4 separate regions of the Homo sapiens genome follow, and regions 1, 3 and 4 are each linked to region 2. The links are chromatin contacts, found by Hi-C in ENCODE. All regions are on one chromosome and are shown on one strand. Each heading gives the region's core, a stretch centred on a gene start or an enhancer-like site at or near the end of the contact. The rest is flanking DNA. Distances are from core to core; before and after follow the strand shown. Region 1 holds the start of XRN1 (5'-3' exoribonuclease 1). Region 2 holds the start of PLSCR1 (phospholipid scramblase 1). Region 3 holds the start of U2SURP (U2 snRNP associated SURP domain containing). Region 4 holds the start of RNF13 (ring finger protein 13).

Region 1 (4,551 bases), core at 664-3,163, 4.1 Mb before region 2:
CTGTTTTTACAAGATGATTCAGAGAAACTGAAAACCTATGCTACTGAGGCCACACCACTGACTTCCCGTAACTTACTTCTTCTCCCTATCCTTCCCGCCCAGGACTAGCTTTTGAATGCCTGTGACTTATTTAGGCATTACCATCTTTAAGTTCTACTTAACAGAGAAGCTGATAACCTTTGGTCTCTTTTTAATCAAACATTTTTGAAAGGTATCACAACAATGAACCAAATTTTAAAATTTATTTACAGTGAAATTTAAAAATAATTCTCCTCCCAGTTTCTATATAAAGCTTTCACAAAACCTATCCTTAGTGTCCATGTCATAAAACTGCATTAAAGAGATTTTCATTCTTCAGTAACAAAATTCCTCAGGATGGAGAGAATCTAAGATATTTTCACCAAACCAAATTCTGTGCCACAGACTACAGAATAAAAATATTACTGAACAAATTATGTATTAAATCATCACGAATAACAATCGCATTATTTTTGCACTTTAGAGATAAAGTGACTGATATATAGCAGGTACTGACTGAAGGATGCAAGAAAAGCCAAAGTTGGTTGTCTCCATTTCTGCAATGTACTGGTTTCCTTTTTAGCCCTCCCCGGGGGAAAAAAATACCTCTCTAAACCTAACTCAATCTATGTTTCAAATAAATTCAAGATAAGCTAACCTTGGAAACTTTTTGTAGTCTATTTCTCATCTACCAAATCTGATTGGAATCCAGCAACAAAAACTCCTTTCCAGAAGTAAACTACCTTCATGTTCGTAAATGCCGATTAAACCATAATTTAATAGGCTATTTACAATACTACCCATCACAACTGATTCAATCAGCTACACAAATTTCAAGCTTTTTTTCTGTAAAGCATCAGAAAAGAGATCAAATTCATTAAATGTGACAAACACCAAAGTATCACCCAAAGTCTAGTTTACCTAATAGACGACTGCTTTCTCCTCTCTTTCCACAGTTCCAATATATAAACTACGTTTTCGGAATCTACACATTAACGTTGTCCTGGGGTCAGTACATGCCAAATATTATTAGTAGTATTAATGTTCTATCAATTCGTTTCCCAACCCCCTCTGTCACACAGTGAGGCCTCCAAATAAAAGGTCCTACGCCCCACTCCCCAGCTGGCCCAAGAGTTTTTTGTTTTGGCAACAGGGGATTGGTGCTGCTTTTGAAATAACAGAAAGTAACAAAAGGCATCACCAATATGACCATCAGCCACGTCGGAAAGTCTAGGCTCCGGGGGCCGGGTGGGCCGCGCTCTAGATCAGGGAAAGTAAACAAGGTGACTGCGTGCGGAAGCGGCTGTTATCGTCTGTAAGTGGGTCTGCCGCTCTGGGTGGGATGGGGGAACCTACGAGGACACCCACTCCAGCTTCGCAGCCTCTGTAAGGAAAAAGGCAACTTGCAGCTCCCCGGGAGGAAACCGGAGAACAGTAAAAGCGTTCTTTCCCAGGACTTCATTTCGGAGTCGCGGAAGGACCAGCAGAAGCAAGAGCTGTCAGAGAAGCCGTGAACCCAGCGGCTCTGTCCACACACAGGCAACCTGCGTCCTTAGCCCCTTTCGGCTCATCCGGGCGTCCTCAAACCTTCCGTCCCCCTCCCTAATGCCACTAATCGTCCAGACGACGAGGGGAAAGAGGTGGCTCGAAAGCCCCAGCTCTAAGGTGGAGAGGGCCGCGGAGCCCCGGGTCCTCGGCTTTCTGAGCCGTTGCCCCTCGCTCACCCACCTGATGCTCTTTCACCACTTCGCTGAGACAGGGATACCGCTCTGAGATCCATCTGTAAAACTTGGGGACTCCCATTTCGATCGTCAACACTAATCCCAGTCAGGGCCAAACCGAAACCAAACGCCCCGCCGGGGCTCCGCCGCAGCCTCCGGTCGTCGCTCCGCGGATGACAACACACCGCCCGGCCGACCATAGAGAGCGCCCGGCGGGCCTAGAGCGGCAGGATCCGAGGCCGTCCGAGGGGCGGGGCTTAGCCCTCCGGGCCTCGCGCGGCCGGGGCCGCGGTACTGTCCAGTGGCGGTCAGGGAATCTGCGGAGGTTTGCTGGTGTGTTGCAACTTAGGGGCGAAAATGCCCCATGATAGAGTTGTGCTTTCTAAGTGGATTTGGAAGTGGCATGAAAACCGTACGAAGGTGTGGGAAGGGTATCGAACACTGATTTTTGTTCCGCTTGTCTCCTAGGGTTGCTAATCTCAGTATTTTTCATTCAGATTTCGAAAGATCTGGTGATTTACTTGGCTTAGTTTGTTGTTTTGTCAATAATTTTTTTTCTCTGAGGAATTTAAACTTACGTTTCTTAATACATACGTTTAAAAACGTTCTTTTCCAAATTGTTCAAAAAAATTTCCCATGTACCCGCCCCCCGCAACTGTTAACATAAGACCTTGGATACGAAATCATTTAATGTTTAGTTTTGACATTCTTGCATCCGGGTTTATCATATTTTTCCCCATCACACTTTCAACCGCACAGCAAAGGAGAGTTCTATCAACTTAAGTGAAATTATCAGTTTTAAATGTAAGAGTTTTCCACTTATTTGAATGTATTAACCCGTTACTTTGTATTTAAGTCTTCTGGATGAAAACTTACAGAAAAACCTTAAACATTTAATACTTTTTGGATTTTAAGATCTCAGGAAATGTTAAGTATCGCTGTCTTTCATGACCACTGGATTCTGCATTCTGGGACTGCAGTATGGCAGCATCACACAAATTACAGAATGTTTATTTCGTTTTCACATTCACGCTTCTTGGCTTATATTTTTTCCCTATCACACTTTAAAACAAAGTTTTATTAAGTGAACTTAATGATATGCTATTTATATTTATATATCTCTCTTACTAGACTGTCACTTCCTGGAGGGCAGGAGAGGGTAGCTCTATGCACAAGTCTGGCACAACGCCTTGCCCACAGTATTTATTCCATATAATTTTGTTCTTCAAGTGAATCCTTACAATAGCTAGGACTTTTAAAAGGAAATCAATAGAAGTTGTAAAATGAAATTAGACTTGCTTGTTTCTTGCAAATATAGTTTTTGACCATAAGAACACATGATATTCTATTTCTCCAATTATAATGCACAGTATGTATTAAGAAAGCAGTTTATTTCTTAATAACTGAATGTATATTATTTTACATATAATTAATGATCAGAGAGAAATAACAGTTGCTGAGAACGTAAATTTATGTTGTACTTTAGAATTGAACAGATACAACCACAGATTCATACCAAATGCATTACTTTTAGATTATTAACATATTCTTTTACATAATTTCATTTCACATATATGGAGTCCAACCAAGATACATCTGGCATAGTAAGTTTTCATCAGTAGCTTCCTGTATAAGGTAATGCACATGTCCTTCAATAGATAACGGCAGTCCTGTCACTCTATTTCGAGTCTTGATTACACCTTGTAGTCGCTGCTCAATGTCAAGAACATGGGTCTTGGCCTAAAAAGAAGAAACATAAAACCAAAAACAGATGTTAATAATTTGGAATTACTACCTTTCTTTATATTTTGACATTTAATAAATGTTAATACCATTTTACTGACCAATACCCCTTTTGTAAGAGCAAATACAGGAAAAGAAGAAATTAAACAAATACAGTTAGCTTGTGATACTGATTTGGAGGCTCGCAAGATTGATTCAACATCAACTGCTTGGACATGTTTCTGGACTACGTGAAATACCAGGGAATTATTTACACATTACAATTCTAGAAAAATAATTTTTTAAATCTGCTTTGGAAGTGTTTAGGACTTAAACATTTCAATGAATATTCAAATAACAATGCTGTACTGCCTAATATTTACATTATGTTAGTACATGCAAATGGGTGTTCTAAGTGAGCTACTTGGAACTGTACAATTTCTTAAGCATATCTGAATGCAAAAGGAAGAATAACGTTATTAGAAGAATAATTCTCAGAGGTGGTGCTGGGTGGGCTGGTGGGCTGCGCTGCAGCCCACGAGCACAAAGAGGAGGGCCACGGGGTGGAGACTGTTGCTGTGCCATCTGCCATCGACTTTTCCGCCAAGAGCCTGGACTCCAAATATGACTTATGTTCCAGCAGAACTCCAGGTATTAAAATAACCCCTACAACAGCCAACTTTCCCTTTTGCAGTTGCAAACCAGCTGCCGCTTATTTCTTTGGTGAAGCACTTGAGCCATGTGCGTGAACCAAACCCAGTTCATTCAAGACAGTGTTTAAGTTACTTTGCCAGACCTTTATCAAAATGGGGCTGCTGTCTTCTTTCACTTGTGACAAGTTTAGCTCATTGAGACTACATCACCACAGAGCTATTACTCACTTAATGAGGTCCACTAAAGAGAGAGTTCATCAGGATCCTTGTGAGGCTATTTCTCATATCCAGAAAATCAGATCAAGGGAAGTACCCTTTGAAGCACAAACTTCACGTTACTTAAATGAATTTGAAGAACTTGCCATCTTAGGAAAAGGTGGATATGGAAGAGTATACAAGGTCAGGAATAAATTAGATGGTCAGTATTATGCAATTTA
Region 2 (4,693 bases), core at 1,533-4,032:
AATAGATTAATGTCGTTATCTTGGGAGTGGGTTTGTTATTGCCAGAGTAGGCTTGTAAGGAAATCAAGTTCCACTCTCTCTTGCTGTCTTGCCCTTCCACTTTCCACCATGGGATGATGCAGTAAGAAGACCCTCACAAGATGCTGGTGCCTCCATACAGTCATGCACCACAACAACAGATCACATATATGATGGTGGTCCCATAAGATTATTTTTACTGTACCCTTTCTATGTTTAGATACATAAATACTTGACATTGTATTATACTTGCATACAGTATTCATTACAGTAGTACATGCTATACAGGTTTCTAGCCTAGGAGCAACACCTTATTCCACACAGTCTAGGTCTAGTAGGCTATCTGCCACCTCACTGGTCATTCCTTTTCTTGAATGAGCCAAGTTCCCTCCAGCCCAGGACTTCTACCTGTGAGGTTCCCTCTGTCTATAATGCCCTCCACCAACCCACTCACCCACACGTCTATAGACTAGTTGATTTGAGACTTCCCTCAGCTCTCAATCTGACTCTCCTCAACACCCCCAACCCCACCACCCCAGCCTAAATAGTAGGCTGGCTATAGTATCCAGGATTGTGTAAGTAAATTCTATGACGTTCTCACAACCACAAAATTGCCTCATGATGCATTTCTCAGAATGTATTCCTGTATTTAAGCAACACATGATTATGTTGGACTTCCTAGCCTCCAGAACTGTAAGAAATAAATTTCTGTCCTTTATAAATTACCAAGTCTCAGGTATTCTTTTACAGCAGCAGACAACATATGGAGACATCATTTTTTTCTAATCACTTCTTAAAAGAACATATGGAAAATTGAAGAGTGCAACTATTAAGTTCTGATTAAAAAGTGTTTTGGTTTTTTAATTTAGCACTATTCAGGGCAGTGCAATACAGTGTGTATATACACAGATACACATATATACACATAGAAATTCTTCCTATATAAATATTCACTAAATATAAAGCTTGTGTGGTTTTAAAGGAATTAATTGAAGGCATAGAGCATGCAAGGCACTATACCAGGCACTAGAGCACAATACCTAGACACTAGGGGAGACAGACAATTAAGAATTAAATATATTATTAAAAATACTCTAAGTGCTATAAATAAAATTAATGTTGCTATAAGAAAGGGTTATGGGGCACTAACTTAGATGGTGGTAGGGGGTTTAAGAAAAGTCAGACTAGGAGATGAAGGAAGTCTCAAATCAACTAGTCTATGGAGGTATGGTGGGTGGGGTGTTGGAGGGCATCATAGATAGAGGGAACTCCATAGGTAGAATTCCTGAGCTGGAGGAACGTCCCTCATTCAAGTAAAGGAAGACGAGTGAGGTTACAGAGCAAAAGAGGGAGACATTCTTAGAGATGAAGATGGAGAAGTACATAAGGGTCTGCTCACACACATCTGATGTCTCTCCACCTGTATGTACTCTAAGCTCCTTTACAGATCTAAAGGCAGTTTGATCTATAAACCAGCTATTTTACATGCCACTTTTCTATCCAATTGCATAAATCCACTCTTTCCCTTTATATGTCTTTTTCATTTCCCCGCATTTTCTCATTGTTCAAAGCCCTACTATTGTTGTAAACAGGGTGGCATTAAGACAAAGGTTTGCTCTTAGAAAAAGTTCAAGAAGGGAGCCCCCAAACTGTCTGACACGTTTAAGTGTCACTTGTAGTAACCATGTATCTCAATGTGATAAGCCAGAAAAAACAACGACTGCCTGTTCCTGGAACTGGGAAGTGGCCATGCCAAGACTTCCAGGAATAACAGTGCATGAATGAAACCACCTGGGAACCAGAGAATCAGCTTGGAGAAGCAGGAACTTTGTCAAATATTTAAAATAATAAGAGCTAACTTTCACTGAGTACTTTCTGTAGCGCCAGGCACTGCTCTAAGAATTTTACATTAATACTCTGTAGCTCATTTAATAGTTACACAATTTCAGAGATGAGGCAATGGAAAGAACATATATAAGAAGAAAGTGGCTGACAGTCCACAGACGTGAAGCAGTAGAGGCCGAATTTAAAGTCGGGGAGCCTGACTGGAGCTAATGGTCTTAGGAACCGTGCTAGATACCGCCACTATCTTTCCTAAGCTGGTATTGTAGAGGGCCTAGCATAGATGTGGGCTCCGGCGGACTTCATTGAATACTTACTGATAAATGACAGCTTGCAGGCTGTATTAACCATTCCTTCTAATAGCCCCACTACGCTGGCACATGCTCCTGAGCCCAGACTCTACCCAGGATTCAGGGCCGCTCTCTACCTGTAAAGCAGTGTAGCTAAGGGGAAGCTGAGCCCCGCAAGGCGTTTTCAGGCAGGGCACCCCTTGTCATTCGAATGGTTCTGGGGTGAGCCCGGGTGCCGCTGGGCCGCCTGGGGCCCCTTGCCGTGTACCTGCTCCACTTCCAGGGTCCCTTTCAGAGGCCTCTTGCATTTCTGGCCCCAACCTTCACCCCACATCCTCCACCCCCAGAGCAGCAAACACAACCTGCGGGCCCTCGCGCCGGTTCCCCACAAGTTGCCCTCCACACCTGACCCCGGCCCTGGCCCCAGCGCAGGCTCCGCGCAGTTCCCGCGCCCAAGTCCCCAGGAGGCGGCAGAGAAAGCCGCCCGCGCACCTCTGGCTGCCGCTGTTTCCGCTCCCGAGCGAGACAAGGTCCAGAGAGCCGGGGCCAGGCGATGGCTTCCTCTTCTGCGCCTCTAGACTGCCGGGCACAGCTGCTGCGCAACCTTCTCAGAAGTCAGCCGGAAAAGGGTCTGGGAGTAACCTTTGCGCCAACACCCGCGGCTCCTGGTTTCGTTTCCTGAATCTTACGTACACAACACGGTTTCCTTTTCCCGGTTCCCGCGCTGGCGCTCGGGGACCCACGAGACTACTGGAGGGTGAAGGAGCTGGAGGAGGGACTGCGCCCACCCCCTGGTGTGAGGCCCCTCCCCTACCCCCGACTTGCTTTCTTGCTCATTGGAGAGACTCCAGAGACGTTTGTCCGGTGGTTAAGGAGAGGAACTGGGACTCCGACACTAACTGGAACTGGAAAGTCATCAGCTGGGGAGTGGCCTCCCCCGGGAACTTTCTTTACTCTGGCTTTGACCTCCATCCCTCGGAAGCCCGTGGCTTTTCAAGGCGAGGGAGTAGAGGCAGCTTAAGACTACAAATGAGGAGGGGCCAAAATTGTTTTTCTTTATGGTGCCTTTTCTTTCTTGCTGTCTTGCTCTTTCTTTCCTTCTATTAAATTATGTGATATTACTTTTTAATTTTTAAGCAGTTATTTGAATGTTTTCGAGCTCACTTTATTTTTTTATAAATATTGTTCCTTTTTAAACTAAAATAGTTTTTATTCTGTGTATTTAAGTTATTTGTATGACATATCCATCAACTCCTATAATTACACATTTCCCCCCTTGGGGCAAGAGCAGCTATAATCTACTTATTTAGCATAAATCCTGAATACCACTATCATTAACTATAGCCCTCATGTTGTACATTAGGTCTTCCCATTTGTTCATCCTACGTGTTTGTAACTTTGTATACTTTTACCTAAATTTCCCCATTTCTCCTGACCCCACTCCAACCTGGATGACCCTGGATAAACCAGTGGTCCCCAACCTTTTTGGCACCAGGGACCAGTTTCACGGAAGAGGATTTTTCCATGGACCAGGGCCGGGTGGCAGACGGTTTCAGGATGATTCAAGCACATTACGTGTATTGCGCACTTTACTTCTATTATTATTACATTGTAATATATAATAAAATAATTATACAACTCACCATAATGTGGAATCAGTGGGAGCCCTGACCTTGTTTTCCTGCAATTAGAAGGTCCCATCTGGGAACGGTGGGAGACAGTGACACCAGAAGTGTGTTGCTTATGTCCAGTCTACTCCGTAATCTTGTTTTGGTTGCTGTCACTGCAGAAAATCCTGCTTCACAAAGATAGCATGTTGGAAATGGAAGCAGACTCTTCAGTGCTTTTGTGGCAATCTCAGGATATCCCACCTTGAGTTTAATCCAGAACATGGGATTTGAAGCTGTCTCAAACATACTTTTAAGGCCACCATCATTTGTGATCTCAAGCAATTGATCCTCTTCTAGTACGGACAAAATCGATTCACCTGACTTACTCACAAATGGGTCATGGATACATTCATTCCCAGTTCAGGGTTCTTTTGTGGTTGGGTAGTAATGCTCGAACTCTTTTGAAAGCTAAGATAGGTGATCATGCATCAGCTGAGAGAAAGAAGCTGCTGGCTCAGTCTTCTTCAAAATCTCTGCTAATGTTTGAAACATGTCAAAAATCTCAATGTTCATTCGTTGCCCCCATAATTCCAGTTTGGCTTTCAATGCAACCAATTTATCTGCTTCCTTGAACACAGTTGTCCTTCTCTCCTGAAGCGACAAGTTGAGTTCATAGATCGAGTTGAATACATCACACAAGTAAGCAAGTTTTGCAACCCTTTCTGTGTCACTGAAATGTGCCGCCAATGGTGACTGATTTTCTAAAATAAATCTCTGGAGCAGCTCTCATAATTCAAAAATTTCAGCCAGTGATCTACTTTTAGAAAGCCATCTCATTTCTGTGTATAAGAGAAGACATGCATGCCCAGTGTCCATCTCCTCACAGAGCTGCACAAACAGATGTGAGTTAAGAAAATGTACTTTAATGTGGTT
Region 3 (4,783 bases), core at 1,022-3,521, 3.5 Mb before region 2:
CATCTCAGCTGATGATTTCACTTTCTAATCCTATAAACAGTTAAGATCTAGGCTGGGCGCGGTGGCTCACGCCTGTAATCCCAGCACTTTGGGAGGCCGAGGTGGGTGGATCACGAGGTCAGGAGATGGAGACCATCCTGATTAACATGGTGAAACCCCGTCTCTACTGAAAATACAAAAAATTACCCGAGCGTGGTGGCGGGCGCCTATAGTCCCAGCTACTCGGGAGGCTGTGGCAGGAGAATGGCATGAACCCAGGAGGCGGAGCTTGCAGTGAGCCGAGATCACGCCACTGCACTCCAGCCTAGGCGACAGAGCGAGACGTCTCAAAACAAACAAAACAAAACAAAACCCTGTTAAGATCTAGTGTGCTGAGCTCTTCAAAGTGGTAAAGTATAGGTTCCTTGGAAACAGAAGGGTCTCTGATTTAGGATTGGTGGGGAGGGAGGACTGTAAGCCTTCCTGGAGGAAGGGACATCTTCACCCAGAGTAGAATTGGATTAGACTTCAATGAGAGGGCAGGGCAAGGTTGAGGGAAGAGGCCCAGAACTGAAAAAGTATGACAGAATCCAGCAGTAGAAGTAAATTGAATTGGGTTGGAGGGTGCAAGTCATTCTAATTTCATGTGTAGCACTTGTCACTTTCAGATCATTTCTTGTTTACTGTCTGTTCTTCTACCCTCATACCCTCACAGAGAATAGGAGGCCTGGCCTGCTGATTCCTTAGTGGCTGGCATATATGTCTGTTAATCTTTCTTGAGAGCCAGCCTTGTGTCAGATCCTGTTCTAAGTGCTTCCCTCGCTCCCCACCCCCGCCATTCAACAAAATTCTACTTCTTCAGAGCTGGTTCAAATGCTTTCTTCTCTATGACCACCCCCCCCCCTGCCCCGCCCCGTCTCTTTTCCTCACTCCTACTCTCAGAATTAATTACTTCTTTCAGAGGTCCCTCAGCTATTGATCCTTCCTTGCAGCATCAATTTAATTATGCATAGTGTCAGTTTGCGGTTTCCTTGTCTCCTCCATTTCTCATTAAGTTTTAAATCATATGAAGACAGTGCATGTTTGTCTGTCTCTGTAAGCCCTACAACACTTTGGGCAGGCTTTTACACACAAAACGGGGCTCAAAAATATTTTGAATAAATGATTTAGGGAGAGGTCCACAAACGCCCTCCACTCCCACCCTAGTCCTCAGAGCAATACTTTAAAATAAAAATCTGACCATTTCAACCTTGTTAAAGGCCGATCTTCATTCTGAGAACAGAATTCTAACTCCTAAGCACGATGGTGACCTCAGGGCGCTGTGTGAACCTGCACCCGCACCCCTGTCCAACCACGTCCCTCCCCACACCTGGTCTAATAAAACGACTGCTTTAGGTGACCTGCACGATCGGCTGTACTGATTCATGCCACAGGCTTTTACCTCAATTACTCCCTCTGTCTGGAATGTCCTTTCTTTCCTTGCCTGGCCTGATTCGGGCATGGCCTTCTCAAGCAAGCTTTCCGTCTTTGAATCTAGGCCCTGATTAAGAACTTTTTAAAAAAGTACTAAGTTCAGAAAAGTTTAATATGGTGTTCCCCCATTTATGTGATTAAAAATGAAAACAATACTAAAGTGTAAAATGTAATCTTTAAAATGTCACACAACTTTACATGCATGCTAGATTTAGAATACCATCTGTATTTACGATTTTCTCTTATTGACTGTCTCCACGCGCACCCACTCTGCAGACGCCCTAAAGAGTGTCTATCGGATCACCCTCAAGTTGGGTCAAACGGCTCCTCTTCTCGGCTTTTCGGGAGCAACCCTATCTCAACATTCACCATCTTAAGATGAGCAGACTGCAAGTTTGCCTCTCCCACCAGTATGGGAGCTGCCGAAGCGGCAAGAACAGCGTTTCCGTCCATCGAGCGCCAGGTCACCAGTCAGCTCCAGTCCTATTTTGAGTTGAAGTAAAAGCTCCTCCCTAGATGGCCAGTGCACGTCTTTAAAAAGCGACTCCTTTCCCACAAAGGAAATACGACTGGTTCGCATCTATCAAGGGTTGGCGTTGGGATAAGAGGGTGAAGTATCAGCTGGCCCTGATTCTCTGAATTCCCGGACCCAATAACGCGACCAAGCACCGTGACTCCCAGGAAAACTAGCGGAGTGAGCGCGGCTGAGGAAATTACTGACACCGGAAGTCACGTGAGCGGCTGCCCCTAAGGTCGCTATCTCGACAGTCGACTATTCAGCCTTGCAGGCGCCTCTGGCGGGCTTCACTGAGATCCGCTCTTTCGGTGCTCGACTCGCCCGTGCTGCTGCCGCCGCCGAAGGAGGGGCAAAGCTCAAGATGGCGGACAAAACGCCAGGCGGATCTCAGAAGGCCAGTTCAAAGGTAATTTCTGACAAAATTTCGTAAGTCAGCGGATCTACCACTGTCGTTTGGGGCCCACAGACGCTTCTGGCCTGTGAGAGGCGATTGGGATTGGGGTCTGCATTCTAGTCGCGACGGTAGGCCCGGGCGCCGCCGCACCGTTGTGCGCAGGTTGAGAGGCCTGGTATCTCCCCATAGTCCCAGCCGGGATTCAGCTCGAGACTGGCGTGCCCAGTGGGTGGAGGCGTGAGTGCTTCGGCCCGCGCTTGGCATTGGAGTGAAATCAGGAATTCAGATTGAGGTCTGAAGCAGTGAAAACGCTCTCCTGTATCTCAGCTTCCTGCGCCCTGAGGCCGCCAGACAGCGCCTGGGAGAGAGGCGGGAATCGCTTCCCGGTGCTTAAATGTCTGCTGCTTTTTTCTCGGTTTTGGATCTCACTCACTTCCGGCCTCCCTCAGTTTCCCTCCAAGGAATGAATAACCTCTAGGGTCGCCAGCTGTGAGGGGAGGACCACTAGGGCAAAGACACGGAGTGGGAAATGCAGAGGCGGGAGCAGCTCTCCTTTGCAGTGCTGCATAGCCAAGGTTAATGTACAGTCTACACGTGGTCTTTACCTTAACGGGAAGTAAAAAGCACTTTTGAGGGTAGAGGACTCGTGGTCTCTTTCTTTATGTTGAAGAAACAGTGAAAAGAGAAGCTCCGTAGACTTGTAAGCTACATACGATTAGTAAATTGCATTTGTGTTTACAGGGAACCCTGGGCACGTATTGTGAAACCAGTGAGCTGTGGTAGTAGTTAAGCATTAGTACGGTTGGGTTCTTAGTTGCCATCTTGGGCGGGACATTTAATCGTTTTTTGGTTTGGGTTTCTGGTCTCGAATATATTAAAAGTAATTGGTACTGCCACGAGGTAGTTAAACTTTCCGATGCTGATGCAAGAAGCTGTGTAACACTTTCAGGTGCTAGGGACTGTTAAATCTTAAAGAGTGTGTGACTGTAAATCGGCTATTAGAAAGTTAAATTTACGGTAGGAGAGAAGCTTGCGTTTACAGTTCTGAGAAACATCATAACTCGTTTTCTACTTGCTTTCTCTAATCCGACTGTTTATGCCATTTGGTGAACGATGTACACCAAAATAATTAATTCATAATTAGTAATGGTCTTAACAGACATCGTTTAGTTACATAGAAACTTTGGTGAGGGGCCAGTTTCGGCTTCTTTACAAGGTATTGTGTCAGTTTTTTTTCCCCCTCCTCAGTACATTTTCTCGTCTCCCTCTCTTTGGGGGCGAGCTCTACCAACTCTTCTCAACAGACTCCTGACAAGAACATACCGTTAGGGAGCTATTACTAAAGCTAGCTACGTTCATAACAAGTCGTGCATAAGCCTCACAATTTTTGTTTCTTCTCAAAGTAATATTTTAAGTATTCCCTACTTGAGGTCTTGGATACATTGAAAACATTTCAATGTCTGTGTTCAGGCTTCCTTCTAAAATAGTGCTTCTCATGACTGAATGTATGGCTGTTCTCAATAAATAAATTATTGGATTATCCAGTAATCTTTTCTGTTTATATTGCCTTAGATTATAATCTCTTGATGCTATTAGCAGATTTCTTACTGATGTCTGTGAAAGGAATCAGAATATCTTAACTAATTTGGAGGCTGCATAATGTAGTGGGAAGATTATGAATTTTGTTAACAAGAGATTTGGGTTCAAATCCTGACTTGGTAATTAATTATATTTGCGATAATAAGGCAGATTGCTTAAACTCTGGAGCCTCAATTCCCTCATTTGTAATGTAGATATAATTCTTTTTTTACATGGTTGATATAAGGATCAAATGAGATAATGTCTATGAAGTACATAATAAATCTTAATTTCTTTCCCCTCTTTTTGTTTTTAGAGGAAATCAAAAGTTCTTAGCTTTCAAAATGTCAGGATAAATTTTAATCCTGTGATTTGGAATCTAAGTCATCAGCTGTCATAATGACTGCCCAGATAGCTGCTTTTTATTTATTTTATTTCTTTTTTTTTTTTTTTTTTTTTTTTGTGAAAGAGTTTCGCTCTGTCGCCCAGGCTGGAGTGCTGGAGTGCAGTGGCACAATCTCGGCTCATTGCAACCTCCGCCTCCCGGGTTCAAGTGATTCTCCTGCCTCAGCCTCCCTAGTAGCTGGGACTACAGGCGCCCGCCAGTACGCCCGGCTAATTTTTTGTATTTTAGTAGAGACGGGGTTTCACCATGTTGGCCAGGATGGTCTCGATCTCTTGACCTCGTGATCCACCCGCCTCAGCCTCCCAAAGTGATGGGATTACAGGCGTGAGCCACCGTGCCCCGCCCTGCTTCCCTGCTTTTTATTTCTAACACATAATTTATTAGAGAAATTGTAAGATCATTTTGGCTAATACTACAGTATTTAGAATTTCTAGCC
Region 4 (4,349 bases), core at 1,177-3,676, 3.3 Mb after region 2:
AAAGATTAATACATTTTTCCAATATATTTTTTTCCAATTTACCTTTTTCAGCACAGGTTGGGAGAGTAAATGTTTTTGCAGAGTGTAGCCTAAATGCAGTACAAATGACACATTACCTTGTTCATAGTTGAGAGAACTATACCTATTGTTATCTGAAGAGCAGGTTGAAACCAGAAGTAAAATATTCTGTACTCAAGGTGCCTTTAAGGAATAAGCAAAGCTCTTTGTCTGAGCGTGGTGACTCATGCCTGTAATCCTAGCACTTTGGGAGACCGAGGCAAGAAGATCCTTTGAGGCCAGGAGTTTGAGACCTGCCTGGGCAACATAGCCAGACTGTAAGGCTAAAAAAAATAAAAAAATTAGCCAGGCCTGGTGGCACATGCCTGTAATCCTAGCTACTCCAGAGGTTGAGGTGGGAGGATTACTTGAGCCCAGGAGTTCTGGACTGCAGTGAGACATGATCTCACCACTGCACTCCAGCCTGGGCAACAGAGTGAGACCTTGTCTCTAAAATAAATAAAAATAAAACAACAAAACCCAAAGCTCCTCTCTGTGGACTTAATTTTTTTTTTTTTTTTTGGAGATGGAATCTTGCTCTGTTGCCTATGCCCGAGTGCAGTGGTGGGATCTCAGCTCACTGTAACCTCTGCCTCCCATGTTCAAGCGATTCTCCTGCCTCAGCTTCCCAAGTAGCTGGGATTACAGGTGTGCACCACAATGCCCGGCTAATTTTGTATTTTTAGTAGAGACGAGGTTTCACCATGTTGGCCAGTGTGGTCTTGAACTCCTGACCTCAAGTGATCCGCCTGACTTGGCCTCCCAAAGTGCTGGGATTACAGGCATGAGCCACCGCACCCGGCCTAAAAAAATTTATTTTGATGTTATGCAAGAAATCTGATTTAATATACCAATTTGGGATAATTTAATGAAAAAAATGCTTATAGAGATATTATAAATGTGTTTATACTAATTAGTCTTCTTAGTAATATTCCCAATGCTGACTTTTATTTATGACTTTCTTAAAGGCAGAATTGTGATTTAAGTATTGAATGTCTTTGCAACCAATGAAAAGTTAAGACTACATAGAATACTCATAGGATACACAGAAGAGGAAAGTACCTTTGATAGCTTTTATTTAATTTTTTAAAATTTGATCTTAAATTTCTTGTATTTGAATTTTATTTGAGTAGGTAATATTTGCAAGGTTCAAAATTCAAAAGGCACAAAAGGATACACAATAAGGAAAGAGTCTTTTCCCCATTGCTGTGTCCCACCTACTCAGGGCTCTCCAAGCAATCAAAGTGACAAGTTACATCCAATGGTATTCTACTAATACTCTGTGTGATAGCCTCCTCGCCACCATTTTTAAAAGATGATGTTGAAGGAGTTGAAGCCTGTAAAGGCCTTATTAAGGGTGCCTTATTATTTGAAGCAGAAGTAGTGCCTGATTCTATGTCTCCTGACATTTCTTTCAGGACTCTGTAATATTTGCCTAAGTCACACTGCTTTTGTAAGGTGGCGAGTTGGCAATGATTAATCAATGTGGATGGTACAATCCGGTAATTTAAGTTTCGACTGGTTTAAGATTGAGACAACCAGAAAGGAAGGCTTATCAGAAGGGCGGCAGGGGAGGAGATTTTTGGTTCATCAAAAGGAGGCAAGGGTTTTAAAAGGCTGACCTAGGGCCTGAATCACATGGTTTGACTTTTGCTAAGCCCCGGGGATGGCGCGTGTCAGGCCCAGAGTGCTGATGCCAGCGTGGATCCGAGCCAGGCCTCAGGGGACTGGCGTTCAGACCTCGGGCCGCTCGCATCTCTAACAATTTGAGCCCTACTTTAAGGTGTGGCCACGGTCCCCACCCACTCTGATCTCAGACTGGGCACGGTACGGAAGGCGGGCGGATGAGGCCTCGCCCTCGCCTCTTTAGTAGGTCGGGTGAGTGTAGTGTGCAGGGAAGAGACGCGTCAGCGCCAGGGCCAGGCCCGCCCGGGGGCAGCCCGGCAGCCGAATCTTGGGCTACTCTGTCCCAACAGCCGGAGCAGATCAGACCGACCGGCCCTGCCCGCTCGGTCCCGCGCCCTCCAGACCCTACGGTCTCCGTTTCTAGGGGCACATGGTTAGCGGCAGGCGCCCACAGCCAATCCACTTTGCCAGCCTGCCCCTTCCTCTGCCAAGAGCAGCTTCTTCAGCCGCGCTCCAGTTCCGCAGACGCCTGCCCCACCCTGCTCTTCCCTTCCAGGGAAGACGGATCACGCGGCCAAGAACGAGACTCGCAAACTGGGCATTTCTCCGAGCCGGGCTAGAGCAAGTAGCGAGACTCCGCGTGAGAGTGGGAAAGAGCCTTAACAGGCAACCATGTTGCCCAGTGGGTTTTCTGTGCCTTTGGGTGCGGACCAATGAGGCGCGTGGGGCGGGACTTCCGCTTCGCCTAGGTGTTGTCGTCCCTGCTAGTACTCCGGGCTGTGGGGGTCGGTGCGGATATTCAGTCATGAAATCAGGGTAGGGACTTCTCCCGCAGCGACGCGGCTGGCAAGACTGTTTGTGTTGCGGGGGCCGGACTTCAAGGTAAGACCCTGTCCGGCTTCGCGGCAGCCGGGCAGCTCGTTATCGAGCGGCCCAGAGAACATACCCCGCTTGTTGGCCCTCGAGCTCGGAGTCGGCCCTGCTGCTGAGGTCTTTGCTGCTCCTCTAGAGCTGGGTGAGAAGTCAATTAGGCTTTTTGCAAAAGGAATAAAATAGCCTTGCCCTCGGGGGACCGAGTCTCCCCTGCACTCTCATTCCGCGAGTTTGTGTGTGTCCAAAGTTGAGTTACCGGTTTTGCTTCTCTCATTCCCTTCTTGAGGCTGCAAGAGCCTGCCTGGAAAACATGTTTGGAAGGCTTTTCTTGGTCAAGTACCTGCCGCAACGTCCTCGGGCACATCGCTTGACTTTAGTTGAGGGGGCTGTTTTGTCTCTGAATAGAAGGAGGGCAGTCACTTCCTCTCTTTTACCCCCACCCCCTTTTTCTTTCCCTGGAAGCTCAGATTGCAGGTTTGGGACTTAACCCCTGCTAGGGCCAGATACTACGGTCAGTCAGCAGCTCTGCCTGTATGCTTGACTTGACTTGACTTGCACTTATTAAATAACTTTGTCCCAGAGAGAAAGAGAGAGTGGGCAGACATCGAAGCCAAACAGCAGTATCCCGGAAGCACTCATGCAACTTTGGTGGCGGCCACTCAGTTTTCTCTGCCAGTGTCTGGTAAATTCCTCTATTTTGTCCTAATCTGACAATAGTAAATAGTAAATTTCCAAAACTGTCGTTTCATCATCAGTTTCAGCACCGTGGGCAGCTGCTCGGGTCCTCTCTTGTTGCCCCAAACCTGCCCGGCTATTACTGTTCGTCAGTGATGCAGCAGAAACAGTGAAAACTGATGCATTCCTTTCAACAATGATGTGTTTGTTCTCCAAGGAGAACATCTGCAGTTTTTGATACAATATAAATAAGTAAGGTGGCTGTGCCTCCAAAGAGTTCTTCTGGAGAAACAGATCAATTCAAGATTTAAGGTAGGGCTTTCAAGAGTTTATGCTATTTAAGCACAGTTTTTTAATGGGTGGACATTAGCTCCATCTCGAAGTAACAAAACTGGACAGTGATAGCAATTAAAAAGAACTTTAAACAGGAGGTAAGAAGTGTAGTGCAGTGCTGTAGTGCAGGAAGTGTAGTGCAGTGCTGTAGTGCAGGGCCCATAAGGATTCATTAATAGATTTTAGAATCAATTTAGTACATTGACATAAGCTTTATAAAGAAAGAAAAAATACCAGAGGACATTGTATGGAATAAAAGTAAATATTATGGCAAGAAGCTTTTGTTTCAGTTTTTAACAGTATGTGTGTGTCAAGAGGAAGATGGAAATGTAAAGTGTATTATGGATTATGGCAAAAACAAATGTTTCAAAATACTAAATTCCAAATTTGGGAGTCAAGCTGGGTTCAGCTCTGCCATTTACTAATTCTGTGACATTTTCCGTAAATAAGAAATGAGTTGTTATGAGGATTAAATGAAACAAAATTTGTCTATTACATAATTTTTTTTTGTTTTGTTGGAAACTGTTGGAGAGAGGCACAGTTATTTTTCTCTATGTAGGGAATGAGAACTGTTTTATTAGTTTTTTTTTTTTTAACCTCTGCCTTTGTTTGAAGCTAGGCAGCTTGACATCTTGTCTCTATGTGTAATGCAAATCATAGACAGAATCTTGGTTTGAGAGGTATAATACTGAAGGGTTTGGGATAAGTTCTCATCTATGCTTGTATAAAGCTAATTTTCTCAATAATTTTGGAGGGGCATAAATTGTTGCTAGCATTCAGCTTTC

The links. Hi-C counts contacts between places; a loop is a spot of excess contacts on that map. Pooled maps may share reads with other maps.
Region 1: a map of IMR-90 shows a loop between it and region 2 (23-fold over the local background). The contact joins the promoter of XRN1 here to the promoter of PLSCR1 in region 2. A Hi-C loop is called at or near these places in 2 of 168 maps with a recorded cell type or tissue (IMR-90 and naive thymus-derived CD4-positive, alpha-beta T cell) and 11 of 50 pooled maps.
Region 3: a pooled map shows a loop between it and region 2 (11-fold over the local background). The contact joins the promoter of U2SURP here to the promoter of PLSCR1 in region 2. A Hi-C loop is called at or near these places in 8 of 50 pooled maps.
Region 4: a map of B cell shows a loop between it and region 2 (12-fold over the local background). The contact joins the promoter of RNF13 here to the promoter of PLSCR1 in region 2. A Hi-C loop is called at or near these places in 2 of 168 maps with a recorded cell type or tissue (B cell and naive thymus-derived CD4-positive, alpha-beta T cell) and 9 of 50 pooled maps.

The regions. Positions count from the first base shown.
Region 1 is chr3:142,446,124-142,450,674 of GRCh38, forward strand. It overlaps XRN1 (5'-3' exoribonuclease 1), which reads right to left and starts at 1,914. Exons shown (of 41, transcript NM_001282857.2): 1 at 1,747-1,914. The coding sequence starts at 1,821. ATR (ATR checkpoint kinase) reads right to left here. Exons shown (of 47, transcript NM_001184.4): 47 at 3,112-3,479. The coding sequence ends at 3,306. It also overlaps the pseudogene EIF2AK1P1. RefSeq lists enhancers at 1-99, 1,632-1,911.
Region 2 is chr3:146,541,825-146,546,517 of GRCh38, forward strand. It overlaps PLSCR1 (phospholipid scramblase 1), which reads right to left and starts at 2,783. Exons shown (of 9, transcript NM_021105.3): 1 at 2,643-2,783. RefSeq lists an enhancer at 2,633-3,112.
Region 3 is chr3:142,999,299-143,004,081 of GRCh38, forward strand. U2SURP (U2 snRNP associated SURP domain containing) reads left to right here and starts at 2,272. Exons shown (of 28, transcript NM_001080415.2): 1 at 2,272-2,375. The coding sequence starts at 2,331. It overlaps PAQR9-AS1 (PAQR9 antisense RNA 1), which reads left to right. Exons shown (of 5, transcript NR_125393.1): 5 at 1,729-1,792. LOC100289361 (a long non-coding RNA gene) reads right to left here and starts at 2,169. Exons shown (of 1, transcript NR_034032.1): 1 at 1,547-2,169. RefSeq lists enhancers at 1-710, 1,710-2,709, 1,984-2,633.
Region 4 is chr3:149,810,789-149,815,137 of GRCh38, forward strand. RNF13 (ring finger protein 13) reads left to right here and starts at 2,427. Exons shown (of 10, transcript NM_183381.3): 1 at 2,427-2,565. RefSeq lists enhancers at 1,784-2,295, 2,161-2,270 and a silencer at 1,801-1,950.